Regions from separate parts of the Homo sapiens genome. Here region 2 is linked to region 1. The links are chromatin contacts, found by Hi-C or POLR2A ChIA-PET in ENCODE. All regions are on one chromosome and are shown on one strand. Each heading gives the region's core, a stretch centred on a gene start or an enhancer-like site at or near the end of the contact. The rest is flanking DNA. Distances are from core to core; before and after follow the strand shown. Region 1 overlaps PKP2 (plakophilin 2). Region 2 overlaps PKP2 (plakophilin 2).

Evidence for each region. Hi-C counts contacts between places; a loop is a spot of excess contacts on that map. ChIA-PET counts read pairs that join two places held with the same protein, here RNA polymerase II (POLR2A). Pooled maps may share reads with other maps.
Region 2: a map of heart left ventricle shows a loop between it and region 1 (8-fold over the local background). The contact joins two enhancer-like sites. A Hi-C loop is called at or near these places in 16 of 168 maps with a recorded cell type or tissue (Calu3, OCI-LY7, Right ventricle myocardium inferior and 6 more) and 10 of 50 pooled maps. POLR2A ChIA-PET finds 5 or more read pairs at or near these places in 2 of 52 experiments (Panc1 and WTC11).

Annotation. Positions count from the first base shown.
Region 1 is chr12:32,873,840-32,879,125 of GRCh38, reverse strand. It overlaps PKP2 (plakophilin 2), which reads left to right. Exons shown (of 13, transcript NM_001005242.3): 2 at 94-206; 3 at 583-1,280. Among named protein-coding and RNA genes, the nearest start is that of PKP2, 20 kb to the left of the region's middle. RefSeq lists an enhancer at 453-977. Within about 2 kb of position 1,250, at least 7 of the 41 ENCODE cell types and tissues checked have a DNase peak (open chromatin) inside an H3K27ac peak, as active enhancers do; they include heart right ventricle, where a contact is called at or near this core.
Region 2 is chr12:32,817,953-32,823,238 of GRCh38, reverse strand. It overlaps PKP2 (plakophilin 2), which reads left to right. Exons shown (of 13, transcript NM_001005242.3): 8 at 608-772; 9 at 1,710-1,883. Among named protein-coding and RNA genes, the nearest start is that of YARS2, 65 kb to the right of the region's middle. Within about 2 kb of position 2,461, at least 2 of the 41 ENCODE cell types and tissues checked have a DNase peak (open chromatin) inside an H3K27ac peak, as active enhancers do; they include heart right ventricle, where a contact is called at or near this core.

The sequences.
Region 1 (5,286 bases), core at 1-2,500:
ATTTAAAAGTTTAATACATCATTGTTATACAGTCTGTAAATATTAATTAGCCTACTTGTATTCTGAGTTATTTTAATATTTGCTTGATTGCAGGAAATCTTCACCGAACCAGCAGTGTTCCTGAGTATGTCTACAACCTACACTTGGTTGAAAATGATTTTGTTGGAGGCCGTTCCCCTGTTCCTAAAACCTATGACATGCTAAAGGTAGGATATCAAAGAATGTAACCCTAGTGATCAGATTACTACCATGAAAATATTTTCAAACTTCCTAAGATTATTTTTGAGTGTTTACTTTTCCCAAGTATTATCATTTCCTAAATGAGTTTTGAGAAAATTGATATTTATGAGGATACCATGGAAAACTAGGGATGTGAAACATTCTTACATCCTAGTGCAAATAAATATGACTCAAGTCAACCAAGTCTTATTTTCAAAAAGCCTTTACCCAGAAAGGGGCAAACTTCTCGTCATCTGATTCAGAGAAACGGACATGTTGGGTAATAGTCCCAGAGTAATTAGTCCTCAGCAAAGTTGAAATTTGATTTATGCCCCCTTTAAACTTTATTTCTCTCATGTGCAGGCTGGCACAACTGCCACTTATGAAGGTCGCTGGGGAAGAGGAACAGCACAGTACAGCTCCCAGAAGTCCGTGGAAGAAAGGTCCTTGAGGCATCCTCTGAGGAGACTGGAGATTTCTCCTGACAGCAGCCCGGAGAGGGCTCACTACACGCACAGCGATTACCAGTACAGCCAGAGAAGCCAGGCTGGGCACACCCTGCACCACCAAGAAAGCAGGCGGGCCGCCCTCCTAGTGCCACCGAGATATGCTCGTTCCGAGATCGTGGGGGTCAGCCGTGCTGGCACCACAAGCAGGCAGCGCCACTTTGACACATACCACAGACAGTACCAGCATGGCTCTGTTAGCGACACCGTTTTTGACAGCATCCCTGCCAACCCGGCCCTGCTCACGTACCCCAGGCCAGGGACCAGCCGCAGCATGGGCAACCTCTTGGAGAAGGAGAACTACCTGACGGCAGGGCTCACTGTCGGGCAGGTCAGGCCGCTGGTGCCCCTGCAGCCCGTCACTCAGAACAGGGCTTCCAGGTCCTCCTGGCATCAGAGCTCCTTCCACAGCACCCGCACGCTGAGGGAAGCTGGGCCCAGTGTCGCCGTGGATTCCAGCGGGAGGAGAGCGCACTTGACTGTCGGCCAGGCGGCCGCAGGGGGAAGTGGGAATCTGCTCACTGAGAGAAGCACTTTCACTGACTCCCAGCTGGGGTAAGTCCCCTCCTGACTCTGCAGTTCAGTCATTGCCAGCACATTCTGTTCCCACAGCCCTGACAGCATGAGCTGGCACTTCTGGGGCTTGAGAGAAGGGCTTCCAGAGATAAGTGATTAAAATAATGACTTTTCAGGCAGCTGCCTAATTGACAGATCAGCCTATTTACCTCAGGGACAGGGGCCAAGCTACCTGCTCACATGGCAGCTTTGTATGGAAATGTGACATTTAGTCCATCTGTTCCAGATTAGATGCTGGCTGAAGGGACCCTACCCCTCAGCCATATGAAAATCTGCTCTAAACTCCAAAGTAGGCCAAGAATTGGAGAATTGCATGCGTATTTTCTTCATCATCCCATGAAATAAAAGGAAAAAATGCTTATTCTTAGCACGAATGCCATTTGGATAACTATGACTGTAAAAAGAGCTAAGGAAAGATGGCTGACTTCTAGATGTCTTTTTTCTTCCTTTGGTACTTGGTACCTTTTAGATTTCTAGTGTCAGTGATTTGAAGGGGTATTCTTTTGGCAGTATTAAATTATTAAAATAACTGAATTTTTAAGTCATTCCTTTCCATTCCTATTTACTTTATAGCTTGACTAATTTAGTGTTTGGAACTTAACCCTTATTCAAGTTTAATGCCTGATCACAAATTTTATAAACTGTGCACGTTACTAAGAGAAAGATTGAGAAATGGATGGCTGATTAGATCAGTAACTCCTGCAATAATGATCTAACATCATTAGGCTAAAACATTAGATATGTTATTGTCATTTGATTGCTAAAGTTGTCTAATGATAGTTGTTACCTCTAAACATCCCTTCAAGTGAAATTGTACAGCATGCTCACTGACCAGGTAGCATCATTAATAAACTACTTCTCAAAATGATGAGGGCTAATCTAATCTTAACACAGGAAATATTTTTTATGATGTAAAATTCACCATGAGATTTCTAACATTTCTTATAGTAAGCAGACCTTAGGCAATATGAGCATACTTACAAAGAGGAAAAATAAGCCGGGAGCAGTGGCCCAGGCCTGTAATCCCAGCACTTTGGGATGCCCAGGCGAGCGAATCACTTGAGTTTAGGAGTTCAAGACCAGCCTGGGCAACATGATGAAACCCCATATCTACGAGCAATACAAATATTAGCTGGGTGTGGTTGTGTGCACGTGTGGTCCTAACTACTCGAGAGGCTGAGGCGGGAGGATTACTTGAGCCCAGGAGATGGAGGTTGCAGTGAGCCAAGATTTGTGCCACTGCACTCCAGCCTGGGGAACACAGTGAGACCTTGTCTCAAAAAAAAAAAGAGAAAGTGTATCAGGTCATTGTTTATGGAGGAAAAAGCTGATAAAGGCTTTTAAACAGGTAATTCAAAATTTATGGAATGCCTACCATAGCCTAGGATTTGTGATAGCCACAGTTTTAGCAAAATGATTTTAACAGTAACAAAATTATTATCTGACATCCTCCAACAACTGGCATTCTCTCCCTCCATCTCTGTGTCCCTTGCTTCTTGAACCACCCTGTCACTTCCCAGTCTCTCGTCAACCCACTGCAATATGATTTCAGTCCCCTCCATTCCACCTAAACAGTCTCCTGACAAATGTAGCAATGATGGCCTTATCTGCTACATCCTAAGCAGACACTATATTGAGTAATATAAGCACTGCTTATATTACTCAACCTGTGGGTGGTGTTTGAGACACCATGAAATTCTCTCATCCCTTGGTTTTCAGGGCACCAGCTTCCCCTGGTTTTCCACTCACCTCTCCAGCCATTCTTTGTTAGTGTTCTCTGCGTGCTCCCTTTCTGCCTGCTCAAAGAAGGCATCTTCAGTAACCCTTCTATTCCAAGTCTTGATGCTCTTCCAGAGAGGCTCTGTGTACCTCACTTTTATCCTTATGGTTCTCAAAGTTTTGTCTGCAATTCCATCCTTGATGCCAAATTCTGGACCTATATGAAAATGTAACAACCTCCTGGAAATTTCACACTCAGTATATCCTAAACTAAACTCATCATCTCCCTATCCTCAACTTCCACCCATCTCCTCCTGCTGTAGTCTACTATTTTCAAACCTGGAAGTCATTCTTATCTTCTCCCTCTGTAGTCACCTATCACCAAGCCATATTTTTCCTTCTATGATGGGTCTTGAATTTTTACCCTTCTTTCCATTTCCATTACACAGGGCTCTCTGCCTCTGGTCTTGCTCAGTCAGAACCGTTCTCTAGGACTGTCAGAATTATCTTTCCACATGTGATTGTTTATAACCCTTCCATAATTCCACTAAGTGTTCATGCTTTTAGGCATGACCTACAAGCCCCATTGTGTTTTCAGCTCTGCTTATCACTTCAGCCTCTTCTCCTTCTACTCTTCTCTGCCATTCATCACCACCATCCCCAAACATACCCACATACCAATACCCAAACCACCTGGAACCTCTTTACTTTCCTTAATGCAAGATATTTATCCATATTCATTCTCTCTCTCTTTCCTTCTTTTCCCCCACTCCACACCTTTACATATGCAGCTCTACTTTTGTCTGACTACTTATAATTCTGGATTTAGCTCAGATACCACCTATTTTCTGACCACTTCCTTCCCAGTCTAGCTTAGGTGCCCCAGATAGCAGCCTTGTGTGAGTGTCTCTATCAGAAAAATATATTGTGGCTATTCATTTGCTTATCTGTTCTCCCTCTGGACTTTGAGATTTTTGTGAATGCTCAATCATCTTTATATTCTCAGCACCCTAAAATGGAAGTAGGCCTATAGTAGGCACTGTATAAATATATGATGAGGCCAGCACAGTGGCTCACATCTGTAATCCTAGCACTTTGGGAGGCCCAGGCTGGAGGATCGCTTGAGCCCAGGAGTTTGAGACCAGCTTGGGCAAAATAGGGAGACCCCGAGACCCCACTTCTATTAAAGATAAACAACTTAGCCTGGCGTGATAGTGCCCACCTGTGGTCCCAGCTACTCCGGAGGCTGAAGTGGGAGGATTGCTTGAGCCAGGGAGGTTGAGGCTACAGTGAGCTGTGATTGTGCCACTGTACCCCAGCCTGGGCAACAGAATGAGATCTTCTTTCAAAAAATAAGTATATGGTGAAAGAGTGAAGGAATTAAAGGAAGGAGAAATGAAATATAAATTTTACTTTTTGCCATCTAGGTTCTTTTGTTGCTCAAATTCTAGAAGTATTAGTCATACTATTTTTGGATTATTGTTTTAATAGACAGGGTAAATTGTATTATAATATTTAATCATATTTCCAAGAGTAGAAGGAACACTTGGGGTCAAGAAATTTAAAAATAATGAGTAAGAAATCTCTTCCTGAGATTTCCCCAAATTCTAGAGAGTAGAAATCATAGAAATCAACTTTTTTTCTCTGATTATGAAAGGAAAATTTGGCTCTCTGTGAAAAGGAGAGGGAGCCAGACGTATTTTGTGTAATGAGGAAGATAGATGCCCAAGGTGGTGCCTGTGCCTGTCTGACCTCCCCCTTTCCTCTGCTGGGCTCCACGCCTCATTTCAGTTCCCCAGGCTGCTCCCTGGGACACCTGCCCTGAGACCACACACTGTGTTCTCTTTGGTCCCGCATTGTCAAACTTTGTCCAGCCCTTTTTTGGGGGGGATTTAAGTTTTTATGCCTAGTGAAACTCCCACATGTAAAGGAGTATTCTTTCATATATGTTGAATATTAACTGGACAAAACCATAAACCTGCATAATGACTTAAGGTATTAAACAATGGACCTGGCTTTCCAAAAGAAGAATGGCTGGTTAAACAGTTACTAATGCAGCTAAAAACTGAGACTTGGAGTGTGAGAGAGACAAACTGATGAAACCGATGTTCTAAATCAAACTGATGAAAAAGGTTTTTAAGAATCACCACAAAAAAAATTATAGATGAATTTTTCTAAAACCATGATTTATGACCAGTTGGAGGCTGATGGTTCTGCAAATGAGTAGTAGGATCTTCATAGGTCCTTCCCAGTAAGCATCACAAAA
Region 2 (5,286 bases), core at 1,212-3,711, 57 kb after region 1:
TTTTGCCATGTTGGCCAGCCTGGTCTTGAACTCCTGACCTCAGGTGATCCATCACCTCAGCCTCCCAAAGTGCTGGGATTACAGGCGTGAGCCACAGCACCTGGACTATAATCCTTCTTAATAATCATCACCATCCACCAAAAGAAGATGGAAATCTGAGTAATTGTGTGCTGTCTACCTCTGAAAAGGCTTTCAGTTCTTACACTTCCCTCTAATGCTTCTAATGTTTTCCTACATTGTGCATCTTTCATGCCGATTATTGCAATAGCCTCCTAGTTGGTCCCTATAAACAGTATCTCCTCCCCTTCTCCAGCTCAACATGGCTAGTAAGTTACGTATCTAAGCTATACAGTTGTTCTGGACACACTCTTTAGAAAGTAAACTAAAAAGACTCAGCCTCTACTTCTTAGCATTGTACTCCTGACTGTTCATGAAAACCTTAGCTTTTCTAGCCATACTCATTGCATTTCCCCCAGGCAACCCGCAGTTTAAGCACACCCAGTTGCATCTGGTAAACCTTGTAAGAGCTAAAGCCTGTGTCCTGTGATATCACACCTGCAAGGATATCTATATGTATACGATCAATATTCTTGTCCTGTTTTCTCAGGCCACGGAGAATTGTGTGTGCATTCTTCATAACCTCTCCTACCAGCTGGAGGCAGAGCTCCCAGAGAAATATTCCCAGAATATCTATATTCAAAACCGGAATATCCAGACTGACAACAACAAAAGTATTGGATGTTTTGGCAGTCGAAGCAGGAAAGTAAAAGAGGTATATTGGGAAGTTTTTGAAAGAATGAGAAAGGGAGAGAATGAGAGAGAGTGTGTGTTTGTGTATATGTGTATGTCTAAGTACTTGGTATATATCGGCACTATTTTAAGTTATTTTAATTCTTACATCAACCTTTTGAAGTGTGTATTATTAATACCCTCATTTACCAGTGAGGAAACAGAGACACAGTAAGATTAATTTTCCTGGAATAATTCAGCAAATAAGTGGAAGAGATTGAATACAATGCCAGGCAGTCTGGCTCCAGATTTTCATTGCTACCCATGAACCGTACTGCTTTATGCCTTATAGGTTAGGAAATAAGCTTAATGCAGCATAGCTAATTGTATATAAATTGTTTTTATTAAAGTCGGCCCTGATATTTGGCCTTGGGTATTCTAAAAACAAACTTTGGACATACTAAAAGCAAACCTCATAGGAAGGAATACATATTTATTTCCATACTGATATGAAAACTAAGAGAATGTAACCTCCCCTCCTTCTCTGAGTATCGTGGTATTTGTGGAAACCAGCTGGTAAATTTAGAACCCTGGTGCTATCCTGGACACTTTCACAAGACTCTGAGGGAACAGGCCTGTTTTTCTTATCTACAGGGTGGTTGTGACTAATTTAGCTTTTAGCTCAACAGCAGCCTGAAAACCATTCTAGAATGACCTATGCTTAATTCTCTGAATTTTCTCTCACTGGGAGAAATATCAAGTTAGGGGTGTGGAGTGTTATTAGGAAGAAATAATCATTATGGGCTAAAAGTTAAGTGATTAGAAATTATATATATTTGCTTTTAAAATTTCTATTTCAAGGGCTTCTTATGCAAATTATGAGCCTTTCTAGACAGTATTTCTGGTCTCCTGGTTTGAGTGTGAAATTATAGCCATCACCTGACATGCATTAATTCTGGATTCCTTTTGTGTGTGGTCAGCAATACCAGGACGTGCCGATGCCGGAGGAAAAGAGCAACCCCAAGGGCGTGGAGTGGCTGTGGCATTCCATTGTTATAAGGATGTATCTGTCCTTGATCGCCAAAAGTGTCCGCAACTACACACAAGAAGCATCCTTAGGAGCTCTGCAGAACCTCACGGCCGGAAGTGGACCAGTGAGTATTGGGCCTGATTTCCTACTTTTTAAAATAATGATATTGTAGACATACCTACATTCAATTCAGAGATGAAACAGTGAGGGAAGAGAAAAAGGTTTCTTATTTTAGTAAAGACAATTCTCAGAAATTACAGAGGGCTTCGGTCTCAGCTTATGCAAAGTCAAGTCAGGCTGCTTGACTGACAAGTCAAGTCAGTACTCTTTCAGTTACAGATCTCAGAATCCTGCCTCAAGCTGGTTTAAGCAAAAAAGAGGAAATTTTTGGCTTATGGCACTGAAAACTCCAGGGTGGGCCTTCTTTCTGTCGTGACTGGACTTAGGTGCACCAGTGATTACAGTTGACTTTCTTCATCTCCGGGCTTGGTTTTCCTCTGCTGGGTTTGTTCTCAAAGGCTCTCTCCATAGGGTAACAAAGACAGCCATGAATTATTTCAGGCTCACGTTTTATCAGCCCAATGTGTCCCCCACAAGAAACAAACTACCATTTTCCCAATAGTGTTGTTAAGAAGTTGGAGAATATGTCTCACGGGCTGGCTTGGGCCTCTTGCCCATTTCTGAACCAATACCTGTGTCTATGAGGCTATGATGTTCTAATTGGCCAAGTCTGGATCATATGCCCAGATGTGCACTTCCAGGGCATGGGTTTGATTGGATGAGGGCCACTGCCACTTGTACCACATGGGCTGAAATGGTAAAGGAGTGCTCCCTAATGGAAAATGAGACTGTTACTACCAAAGGAAGGAGGAATAAATGCTGGGAAGGCAAAAACAACAGCAGATGTCTACTGCAGTATGGAGTTGGAAAGGCCATCTGTGCTTTTGTGTCCCAGAAATTCAACTACAAAATAAAGAGCTGATCCTCTTTCCAGATGCACTTACTTTATAGCAGCAAAGTCAAAATAATTAAAATAGTAAAAGGTTATTCCCTTCCCCATGTATTTTATACCCTTCCTATATATTAAGGTATTCTGTAAGTATTTAATGATTTAAACTAAGCTTGTATTCTTTGCCTTGGTCATGAAACGATTAGAATAAACTCCCCCCAAATAGCTCATTGTCTGTCTAGTCTCCAATTATCTCTGTAGAGAAAAGTACTATTGTAAGTAGCAAAAAATATTTATGTTTTACTTGAGAAACCATATTTATTCTTTAATATGTGTGTTTACACAGAAGCTTGTTCTCTGAATAAAATTGTGAAATGCTAAAACCAATATTTCTCTTACCTTAGCATTGTGGTTAAGAATGCAACCAAACTTTCATCTGTTTGGCTTTCTGCAAAATGTACATTGAGAAAGAAACTGGGAACTACCAGGGAGCCCTTAATGACACAGGGACACTAATGAATCACGTTATTCCCCATTTTCCTATGCTAGGTTTCCCAAAACCATTTCTCTTACTTTGCTAAACTATAGAAGCCCTCTTTTTAATTCCCAGCTAACATAAAAGAAAATTAAATGGGGGGGGGGGGGTTGTGTGTGCGTGTGTGTGTGTGTGTAAGCTTGCTGTGGTCTGAGTCTAGTTCAATATAAGCTAACCCTTTAAGCTTGGATTTTAGCCTCTTCCATTCCAAGAGCCTCCCACAGAATCCAGACCAGGGGTGCTTTCATTTTTCTGAGGATACAGGGATATTTATGCCACTTAATCTCTCAATATTAGTGTATTACCTAGTTCCTACATTCATTTGCTGAACAAACATTCTTTTGAGCATATTACATAACAGACACTAGCAGTTATGGTGTAGGTTACACAGCAGTAAATAAGACAAATCCCTGTGTTGGGTAATAGTCTTACTGGGATGAAAAACAGAAATTTAAAGTACTAGGAAAAATTTAAGGTACCAGGTCCATAAAGAGCCCAAGTCATACCTAAGGGGCCTAATAGGCCATCCCTAAATGGAAGCTTACACTAAACTGATACTGATTCATACCCAAGGTTGTTAGAATTGGACTTGATTGGAGATTTATAAGAGAAAATCATTAGCAGCATGGGACAAATATGAAGCCCCTTTATTTTATTTTATTTTATTTTATTTTATTTTATTGTATTGTATTGTATTGTATTGTATTGTATTTATTTTGAGGCGGAATCTCACTCTGTTGCCCAGGCTGGAATCCAGTGGCACAATCTTGGCTCACTGCAACTTCTGCCTCCCGGGTTCAAGCAATTCTCCTGCCTCAGCCTCCCAAGTAGCTGGGATTACAGGTGCCCGCCACCACGCCCAGCTAATTTTTGTATTTTTAGTAGAGATGAGGTTTCACCATGTTGGCCAGGCTGGTCTCAAACTCCTCACCTCAGGTGATCCACCAGCCTCAGCCTCCCAGAGTGCTGGGATTATAGGTGTGAGCCACCGCACTCAGCCTCCCTTTATTCTTTTAAGTTACGGGATGCTTTTTAAAATTTTGACATATGTGTTTTTTTAATAATACTTTTCCTACTTTTGTATGCTTAGATGCTGTGATAAAGATCTCTGGCTTTATAATTTCAAACAAGGAATCATTGAATAGGAAAACATGAAAATTAGGTCATACACATAGTACCAGAAAATATCAAGTCCATTGGCCATGTGATCGTAACTGAGATAGCACTGAGCAATTAATGACCGTGTACCTTACGTGGCAAAGAACCCAAGCTGAAATAAATAGGTTCCTAAAAGACAGATTATATAATTTACATACAGAATTATGACAGAATTTCTAGTTAGTAAAAGTATGTTAGTTTAAGCTTTATTAGTTCAGTTATAATGGTCACTCTAGTAGCAAAAGGATGGAATAATAAAATTTACTTATTTAGCAAGCTTTTAAATATAATATAAATTAAAAGATTAAACATTGTATAGTAAAAGTTAAAAGTCATTGAAATAAAGTTTCGGGTTTTTTTGGGTTTTTTTTGTTTTTGAGACAGAGTCTCATTCTGTTGCCCAGGCTGGAGTGCAGTGGCACAGTCTCGGCTCACTGCAACCTCTGTCTCCTGGGTTCAAGTAATTCTCGTGCCTCAGCCTCTTGAGTAGTTGGGATTACAGGCATGTGCCACCACTCCCAACTAATTTCTGTATTTATAGTAGAGACGGGTTTCACCATGTCAGCCAGGCTGGTCTCGAACTCCTGACTTCAAGTGATCTGCCCACTTCAGTCTCCCAAAGTGCTGGGGACAGGCGTGAGCCACTGCACCCAGCCTGAAATAAACAGTTTTAAAAGCCCTTTATTTAATATCGATCGGAAAAAAATGAAACATATTCCCTCAGCGGCCCCCAACCTTTTTGGCACCAGGGACTGGTTTCATGGAAGACAGTTTTTTCACAGACTAGGCTGGGGAGAGATAGTTTCAGGATGAAACTGTTCCATCTTAGATCAATTAGATTCTTATAAGGAGCACACAGCCTAGATCCCTCATGTGCGGTTCACA